Linked DNA regions of Homo sapiens: region 2 is linked to region 1. The links are chromatin contacts, found by Hi-C or POLR2A ChIA-PET in ENCODE. All regions are on one chromosome and are shown on one strand. Each heading gives the region's core, a stretch centred on a gene start or an enhancer-like site at or near the end of the contact. The rest is flanking DNA. Distances are from core to core; before and after follow the strand shown.

Region 1 (4,865 bases), core at 794-3,293:
AACTTTAACAAGCATAACTCTACTTGTTATTTAAGACAATGTACTGTCCTGAGGAGTTCTGAAGATCAGTAAGATACAGTCTCCCTCTTTTTTTTTTTTTTTTTTTGAGACAGAGTCTTGCTTTGTCACCCAGGCTGGAGTGCAGTGGCGCGATCTCGGCTGACTGCAATCTCAGCCCCCAGGGTTCTAGTGACTCTCCTGCCTCAGCCTCTCTAGTAGCTGGGATTACAGGCACCCACCACCACACTGGGCAAATTTTTTTGTATTTTTAGTAGAAACGGGGTTTTGCTATGTGGGCCAGGCTGTTTTCTAACTCCTGTCCTCAGGAGAACCACCTGTCTCGGCCTCCCAAAGTGCTAGGATTACAGGAGTGAGCCACTGCGCCGGGCCAGTCTCCTCTCTTAAAGCACACCTAGAATCATGGTAGTGGTCTCTAATTCAGTGTGAGGCACAAGTCTCAGATTCCTCTGTGGGTGAAGAGGGGGTCAGGCAAGTGTGTGGTGTGGAGATTTCCTTTCCCGTGTCTGAGGCCATGATCCATCCCCTGTAAAGACTGTGTTGATTCCTTGCCCTCTAGACTGAAAATCACTTAGTATGAGAAGAAATGTTACCAAAGGGAGTGTGAATTGTGAAGGAGGGACCAAAAACATGTCAGGCACTAGTCTAGCACAATGCCTAGCAAAGAACTCGGGGACTGTGTGAGGTACAGGAGTATGCGTGGATTCAAGATTCAGCTACACATCTGCAGGAGCCACGGTTCCCCAGGTTAAGGGCAGAACAGAAAGATGAAGTCTGGACAGCAGAGGGGTCATTGAGGAGCTTCTTAGGGGAGGCGGGACATCCATTAAACTGTGCTTGAGTGATTGTTAAGATGTAGGTAGGCAATGGACACGGAGAGCAGGACGTTTTGGGCATGGGGAGTGAGCAGGGATGTAGGAAGAGGAAGTGAAGGTGTGTTCTGAGCATGTTGACTAGGCCTGTCCAGCCTTTGGTGTTCAAAGAGGCACACAAGACCACAGGAGAAATGGGGCACATCTTCCTGGAGTGTTCATTTTGCTTGAATATATAGAAGGGAAAATAAATAATTTATCTGGTTAATAATTTAAAACATTGTTATATTAAAACAGGCAAATTATGGAAGAGAATACAATTAATTTCATGGATTTTTGTTAAAGTTCAAAATCTCAGGTTTCCATTGTTTTCTTTTGATTCTTCGATGGAAGAATTTTAAATTCTTTAAAGGAGATCAACTTTATTCCTTCATTCACAAAAATAGCAAAAGCAGCCGGGCATGGCGGCTCACGCCTGTAATCCCAGCACTTTGGGAGGCCGAGGTGGGCGGATCACCTGAAGTCAGCAGTTCGAGACCAGCCTGGCCAACATGGCGAAACCCCATCTCTACTAAAAATATAAAAAATTAGCCAGATGTGGTGGTATGCCCCTGTAGTCCCAGCTACTCAGAGGCTGAGGCAGGAGAATCGCTTGAACCTGGGAGGCGGAGATTGCAGTGAGCTGAGATGGCACCACTGCACTCCAGCCTGTGTGACAGAGCAAGACTCTGTCTCAAAAAAAAAAAAAAAAAAAAAAAAAAAAGCAAAAGCAAATGGCAATCACAGTTGCCCACAGATCCTTACTTACATCATGAGGCACGAGCTATGGTTTCCCTTAGCTCCCTGTGGGCAGTGGGGAAGCAGTCTAGCATGTGGCCATGGGGTTTGCTTGGCTGTTAGACAGCCCTCTTCAGGTCCCAGGCCCTTTGGACCCATCATACTCATCCTGTGCTTCTTGACACTGGCAAATCTTGATGATGGTTAATGTGACTCCCCGAAGGATGTGCCTCCATCCCATGTGACAGATATGAAGTCTGTCTGCGCACAGTCTGGGCCATGGAGTCTGCACTCCTAAGAATGCACAGAGGCCTGGCTGCCTTGGTCTCTTGAGATAATGAAATTAAGAGTCTTCAGAGGCATTTCTTGAGTCTTCAATTTCATCTCCTTTCTCCCCTTCTGGTCCTAAGCATGACATTCCTGTCTCAGCTTTTTCTGGCCCCCTGCTGTCTCTGGATTCTGGTCTTGTGAGTTTCCTTTGTTTGGGTTGTGAATCATTAGGCAATTTAGATAACAGGTTCTGTTTTTCCTAGGCAGAGGCAAACTCCTCTGGTTCAAAGCTGCCTCTGGCCTTTTCCCAGCTTTGAGGAAGCTGCATACAGTCTCTCCAAGCTAGTGTGGCATCAGAGGCCAATCAGAGGCAGAATTGGTGGTGGGTGAAAGAGCCTCTAAGCCTTTCTTTACTATCTCTGTTTTGACTTCTATTCTTTCCGGTGTGTGTTGGATTGACCTAAGATTTTCTTTGTTAGAACACCAAACTGCCCAGTGTTATAGATAGTGTTTTTATACTTTATCTACTCATAAATTAAAGGAATTAAGAAAATGGCAGGAAGAGCTCAGTTATTCAATACTAAATAGTGCCCTGGCCTTCATTATTCAGGGGAGAAAAGGGCCTGGGTCTGTGCTGTTCAACAGGTAGCCACTAGTCATACATGGCTATTGAGCATTTGAAATGTGGTAAAGTTGAATTGAGATGTGCTGTAAGGGTAAAATACTGAATTTCAAAGATGATATGAAAAAATAATGAAAAATAATACCTCCATAATTTTTATATGAATTACATATTGAAATGATAATATTTTTATATATTGGGTTGAATAAAATATATTATTAAAATTAATTTCAGCCAGGCAGGCGTGGTGGCTCACGCCTGCAATCCCAGAACTTGATCACTTGAGCCCAGGAATTAGAGACCAGCCTTGGAAACAGGGTGAAACCCCATCTGTACAAAAAGATACAAAAATTAGCTGGGTGTGATGGCACATGCCTGTGGTCCTAGCTACTCGGGAGGCTGAGGTGGGAGGATTGACTGAGCCAGGGAGGTCAAGGCTGCAGTGAGTGGTGATCATGCCATTGCACTCCAGCCTGGGCAACAGAGCAAAACCCTGTCTCAAAAAAAATTAATTTCAACAGTTTATTTTTATCTTTTCATGATCTGGCCACTAGAAGATTTTAAATTACATTTGTGGCTCACATTTTGTTTCCATTAGACAGTGCTGCTTTAGATGGTAGCTTCATAATTGCAGTAATTCATACCTCTTGAGAGTTCTCCAGGGATTATTTTGTTGAAGATTTTCTCTTGCAATGATCAGGCTGGGTGAGAATAACACATAGTAGACTGTAAGAGTCTTCAAGGCAAAAGCTGTGTCTGTTTAATGTACTTTGGAGGCAGGAGTAGTAAAGTCATTTTGCTTAGGAAACTCATAAACTGGCTTCGAAGGCAATTCCAAAACCAGTTTTGAGCATCATCTTTGAAATAAGGGTATTGCCTCCCAGTGACTCCATTGAAAGATGCAATTCATTTGGTTGCATAAGACTGGGGTTGGAATGTTAAAGAAAAAAAAAAAGTGGGGGAAGCAAGTTTCATTTCTTATAGTCCATACCTCCAGTGGGGACTCAGCATGTAGAAAGGCACTTGGACAGGAACCACGATCATACCTATTGTTATTTCATCAATGCAGAATGCAACATAATGGAGGCAGAATGGGGAAAGAAAGCCTTTCCAGCTGCTTCAAAGAAAACCCAGATGCTTAACTTGTTTGCTGTGATGTGCTATCCTTTCTTCCTTGGTGCCAGAAGAGAAATTATTACAACATATAAAAAATAGGATTATGGCCGGAAGAAAAGTTATTATAACATACAACAAATAGGATTGTGGGATCCTGAATATGTTATTCAGGATCCATATTGTAAAACATATTTTCTTTGAAATTTTAATCATTAGAAACTATATAGTTCAAATATATTCTCAAGGCTAATCCATCCATATTCAGGAATCTTTCTTTTTTAATATTATAAAATCTTTCTATGGACAAACTCACGATTAGTAAAGTATTTCCCCATAAAATAGAAACAATCTTTTTTTCCAAAAAAGAGGGTTGTTATTATTAAGGTCTTTTAAAAATACTTTTTGTTCTGGAGCATGCTTTATCTTCTACTTCTCTGGGGTAGGTTAGAAATAATTATCACCGTTTTGTAAATCGGGAAATAAACACAGGGAAGTCATTTGTCGAAAAGCACAGGGGACCAGTGCCAGAAATGGTTTGAAAATTTAGATCTTTTACTTTCCATTTCAGGTGCTGCAATCATAGTATCACATGGCTATGTGAATAGTAAAGTGTCTTGTTTACGACAGAACATACTGTTCTGAAAAGTGGGGAGGTATATCTCATTTTTAGGGGCATTCCTTTTTCTTAAATTCTACCCTGTGCTTTGCTTAGTAATACAGTTATTTATAAAAATTTATAGAACTGTAACAGAGGTAAAGAATTCTCAATCTTGCTACTTCTTTCCTCCCAATAGTAATAAAAAGGATTTAGGCATCCTTGCTAGCTTCTCGGAGGCAAAGTCCCTGTGAAGCTATGAGACCTTCATTATCACATTCCCACTGCTTTGTCAGCTTATATTTGTGAGGAATTTAATCAGTTTTATTGCTGTATATGACTGGAAATGAATGGCATTTATTTTCTCTGCAGGGATTTATTTGCTTTTTTCCTTGGGTGGCTATTCCTTTGTTGATAATATTTTCCCAAGTCTTGAAGCACTAATTGATTTTGGGACTTAAGCAAGATCACTTTTTACATTGAATGCAGAAACTGTGTTCCTATGGATTAGGGCACGGTCTGTGTAGCCATCAACTGGAGATCCTGCTGAGAACTGTAAATGAGGAAGAAATTATGGGTCATGATAATAAGGTGTTCCAAGTCTCAAGATTCAGACAGGAGCAGACATAAACAGCCTCTTCCTTGGAGATATGCA
Region 2 (4,522 bases), core at 1,749-4,248, 41 kb before region 1:
AAGTTTCTTGCTCTCCACCTTATAGCTGATGAAGGGACCAGCCGTGGCCTGGGTTGAGAACTGGCACTCTTACCTCCTGTGTCCCCAGAGCCTGTTTATTCTATAAATCAAGAGCTCCCAGGGCTGGGGAAGGCTGGTGTCTGGTGCAGAGTTGAATTTGAGACCCCAGTCCCACTTTCTACAAAGAAGAGCATCTCCCTGGCTAAGCCAGGACAAGGAGGCAGGAGGTGTTAAGTTTTAGGGAAGGGTGGGACTGGGTAGACAAGGAGGGATACCCTGTCATGCCGCAGCAGGGGCTACAGTGGCACCCACCAGCACAAGAGCTGTGACAGGGCCAAACTGGGTTCTGGGCGGGCCTTTTGAACTTGTCTAGTAAGCTCAGGTCTCAGGGCCTTTGAAGTTTTTATTCCTTAGGTCTGGATTGCTCTTACCCCGGATTTCTCCAAGTCTCACTGCCTCACTTTATTCTGGTCACTGCTCAAATATCTCCTCTTCAGAAAAGGTTTCTTTCTTTCTTTCTCTTTTTGAGACAGGGTCTTGCTCTGTTGCCCAGGCTGGAGTGCAGTGCAGTGGTATGATCACAGCTCACTGCAGCCTCGACCTCCCAGGCTCAAGTGATCCTCCCACCTCAGTCTCCTTGGTAGCTGGGACTACAGGCACAGGCCACCATGCCTTGCTAATTTTTTCTATTTTTATTTTTAGTAGAGATGAGATCATGGCATGTTGCCCAGGCTGGTCTGGAATTCCTGGAGTCAAGCTAGCCTCCTGCCTTAGCCTCCCAAAGTGTTGGGATTGTAGGGATAAGCCACCCCGCCTGGCCCAGAGAAGCTTTCTTTTGCCACTCTATCACAAGTGCCACCTCTGTCACTGTCTCCCTCTCCTTCTTTACTTTTCCTCATGGCAATGATCACTGTTGGACATTAGAGTATCAGTTCTCAAACTTTTTGGTCTTAGGGTTTTGCACTTGCTTAAAAATTATTGAGGACCCCAGGGAGCATAGATTTAAATGGGTTGTTACCATTCAAAATTTGCCCCATAAGTTAAAACAAATTATAAATTTTTTTATTCAATGAAAAATAGTAATAAACCCACTATATTAACATAAATAACTTATGAAAAAAGCTCTATTTTTCAAAACCAAATAGTTAAGTGAGAAGAATGGCATTGTTTTATATTTTTTGTACATCTTTTCTACTAATAGAAGTTTGCTAGGTTGTTGTATCTGCTTCTGCATTTAACCTGTTATGATATATTATTTTTAGTAAAAGTTGAAGAAAAATCTGGCCCCACAAAGATGTGTAGTTGGAAAAGGGAGGGCTATTTTAATATCCTTTTCATATAATTGTGGGTATTCTACTCAATATTACACCAAAAGTTAAGAAGTGGTCATTGCTTAAAGTTTAGTTGCTGTATGGACCTTATGCCCTGGGCATACTTGTGTGAGCCACTCCCAAGCAGCAGTCAGATGGCCGCTTTTTATAAGAAAAAGTTGAACACTCTCTTTTGAGATAATGATTTACATAAAGTAGAATAAAAAATGCAATAATCGTTTTATTATACTGTTAAATAACTCAGCCAGGCACGGTGGCTTAAGCCTGTAATCCCAACACATTGGGAGGCCAAGGCAGGCAGATCACCTGAGGTCAGGAGTTCGAGACCAGCCTGGCCAACATGGTGAAACCCCGTCTCTACTAAAAATACAAATAAATTAGTTAGGTATGGTGGTGGGCGCCTGTAATCCCAGCTACTCAGGAGGCTGAGGCAGGAGAATCACTTGAACCTGGGAGGTGGAGGTTGCAATGAGCCAAGATTGCGCCATTGCACTCCAGCCTGGGCAACAAGAGTGAAACTCCATCTCAAAACAAAAACAAAAACAAAACCACTTGTAAAAAAATCACCAAGTTTTCGAAGATTACAGAAGTGTCTTCTAATCAAACACCAACTTCTTGTGTGCCCAAAATTGGAACGCTTTTTTCTTGTTAGATTCACACCACATATTATTGCTACTTTTTTTGAGGCAAAAAGTAACAAGTTAATGGTTTCTAACATAGTGCCTTGATAAATATTGAAAATATCTGTTCGTTGGAATGGTTTTATTTGTCTTTCAAATCCTGTTTATGTCCACTACTTCATTTGAATAAGAGAATTCTGCCTTTCAGAAATATCCTCAAGCCAGTACAGGAATAGAGTTAAACATCCAAGTCAACAGATATGATCAGTAAGGTAGAAGGCCATTTTATCTGCTTGTTCACAATATTTCAATGTCATTAATCTATAATTTTATGTTTATCTCTGTAAGATCCGTACAGGTTTACAGCACCAAATAATCTGGCCCTGTCAGCCCAGCTGTGTTCCTCTGGATGAAAAACTCCTGCCCCAGCTCCTAAAAGAAGCAGGTTATACTACCCATATGGTCGGAAAATGGCACCTGGGAATGTACCGGAAAGAATGCCTTCCAACCCGCCGAGGATTTGATACCTACTTTGGTAATGGAAATGCACATGTTTCTTTAACAACTTAGACTAACTGCAGCCATCTCATAAAACACACCCAAGTGCAATCAAATGAAAGAACTGGATATTTGAACACAGAGTGAATCAGTCGGCACTGTAATGGGGCTGCTTTCTAATGTTACCTCTGTAAACAGGGCTCTGTGCTGACCTTATGGTGGGCAAACCCATTACCTTTGTTGGAGTTCTAAATGCCACCTTAGGGCCTTGCAAGAGTTTACTATCCACGTTGGAGACCGCTGTACTCTCAGAGACCCTTATTACCAAAAAGGGATATGGATTGATTTTTTATTTTTTTAATGCCTGGCAAAACCTAATGTAAGAATATTTCCAGGCTGGGTGCGGTGGCTCACGCCTGTAATCCCAGCACTTTGGGAGGCCGAAGCAGGCGGATCACGAGGTCAGGAGATGGAGACCATCCTGACTAACACGGTGAAACTCTGTCTCTACTAAAAATACAAAAAAATTAACCGGGCATGGTGGCACTTGCCCATAGTCCCAGCTACTCAGGAGGCTGAGGCAGGAGAATGGGCATGAACCCAGGAGGTGGAGCTTGCAGTGAGCCGAGATCATGCCACTGCACTCTAGCCTGGGCAACAGAGCAAGACTCTGTCTCAAAAATAATAATAATAATAATAATAATAATAATAATAATAATAATAATAAAATAAAAAATGAATATTTCCTTCACAAAGGTTTGGTGTGTTTTTTTCTCCCTGTGGAATGTATTCACAATTTTTCCTTTTTTTTTGAAGGGGGTGGGGGAAGACTCTTCCATTGGCATTCTTCCACCTGTGAAATCTGTTTTTGCAATCACAAAGTTGGGGAAGATAGGTTTTAAAAAACAAAGGAAAATGAGGAGGCCAAATAAATGGTAATAAGAAGGATAATAAGAAATAATAATAAGTATTTTATAAACTTGATAGCCCTATGAAACTAAATGTGAAACCTAGAGTTTGTTTTAAAATATGCCCTCTTTAAACCTGTAATAACCTGTGCCTGAATTAATAACCTGTGTATCTTGCCAGTAGCTATATATCTTTCTTTCAAGTTCTTTTTATAGTGAGCTATCTGTTTAGCTATTTAGCTACCTACCTACCTCCCATCTGTTCATTTATTTATTTACAACCCTCCGTAGCCAAAAAGGAACACATATTGAACATAGAAAGTTTAAACAGGATTAAATAATCAGGATGAGTAGAAAAAGATGGAATAGGTTAATGGCATCAAATTACAGAAAAGTTGCATGGCTCTAGGCTGTCTTCATATTCATCTCTGATATTTGAAATTTCTTTTTTTTTTTTTTTTATATACGGAGTCTCGCTCTGTTGCCCAGGCTGGAGTGCTGTGTCATGATCTCGGCTCACTGCAACCTCCGCCTCCCGGGTTCAAGCAGTTCTCCTGCCTCAGCCTCCTGAGTAGCTGGGATTATAGGTGTGTGCCACCACGCTCAGCTAATTTTTATATTTTTAGTAGAGATAGGGTTTCACCATGTTGGTCAGGCTGGTCTCGAACTCCTGACCTCGTGACCCACCCATCTTGGCCTCCCAAAGTGCTGGGATTACAGGTGTGAGCCACCGCGCCCAGCCTGAGATTTGAAATTTATTTGTCCGAAGAGGGAGAAAGAAAGGAAAAGACTATAAGAGTTACATTATTTACAAGATAAATGGAAACCAGATGTTCAGGAAAAGCAAAAGCATTTTCTGGCTCTTAGGCCTGACAGAAATTTCTCCTTTGGGAGAAGGAGAAGGTAAGGTGGACAACATCTTTAAAAATGTCATTTTAATAATACGTTAGGTGGTTTTCTTGTAGATGTTTTGAGGTATTTTCTTCTGTTCAAGCTAGGGCCAGAGCACCAAAGTGCAATTCAGTAAAAGTAATTATATGGGGGCCAAAACAATGCAGCTGAAGCACATGGCTCTGTAATGCCTCATTGGATTCAGGGTTAAAATCAAGATGCAAGGATGTCAGACAGGAGGGTGTGTGTGCCCCACTCTCATCCAGGTCCACCA

The links. Hi-C counts contacts between places; a loop is a spot of excess contacts on that map. ChIA-PET counts read pairs that join two places held with the same protein, here RNA polymerase II (POLR2A). Pooled maps may share reads with other maps.
Region 2: a loop to region 1 is called in a map of Caco-2, with 5 times the contacts of the local background. The contact joins two enhancer-like sites. A Hi-C loop is called at or near these places in 4 of 168 maps with a recorded cell type or tissue (CD8-positive, alpha-beta T cell, Caco-2, Calu3 and 1 more) and 2 of 50 pooled maps. POLR2A ChIA-PET finds 5 or more read pairs at or near these places in 3 of 52 experiments (B cell, HEK293T and activated CD4-positive, alpha-beta T cell).

Annotation. Positions count from the first base shown.
Region 1 is chr5:78,925,034-78,929,898 of GRCh38, reverse strand. All of the region lies in intron 4 of ARSB (arylsulfatase B), which reads left to right. Among named protein-coding and RNA genes, the nearest start is that of ARSB, 58 kb to the left of the region's middle. Within about 2 kb of position 2,043, at least 2 of the 41 ENCODE cell types and tissues checked have a DNase peak (open chromatin) inside an H3K27ac peak, as active enhancers do.
Region 2 is chr5:78,966,970-78,971,491 of GRCh38, reverse strand. It overlaps ARSB (arylsulfatase B), which reads left to right. Exons shown (of 8, transcript NM_000046.5): 2 at 2,300-2,486. Among named protein-coding and RNA genes, the nearest start is that of ARSB, 16 kb to the left of the region's middle. Within about 2 kb of position 2,998, at least 2 of the 41 ENCODE cell types and tissues checked have a DNase peak (open chromatin) inside an H3K27ac peak, as active enhancers do.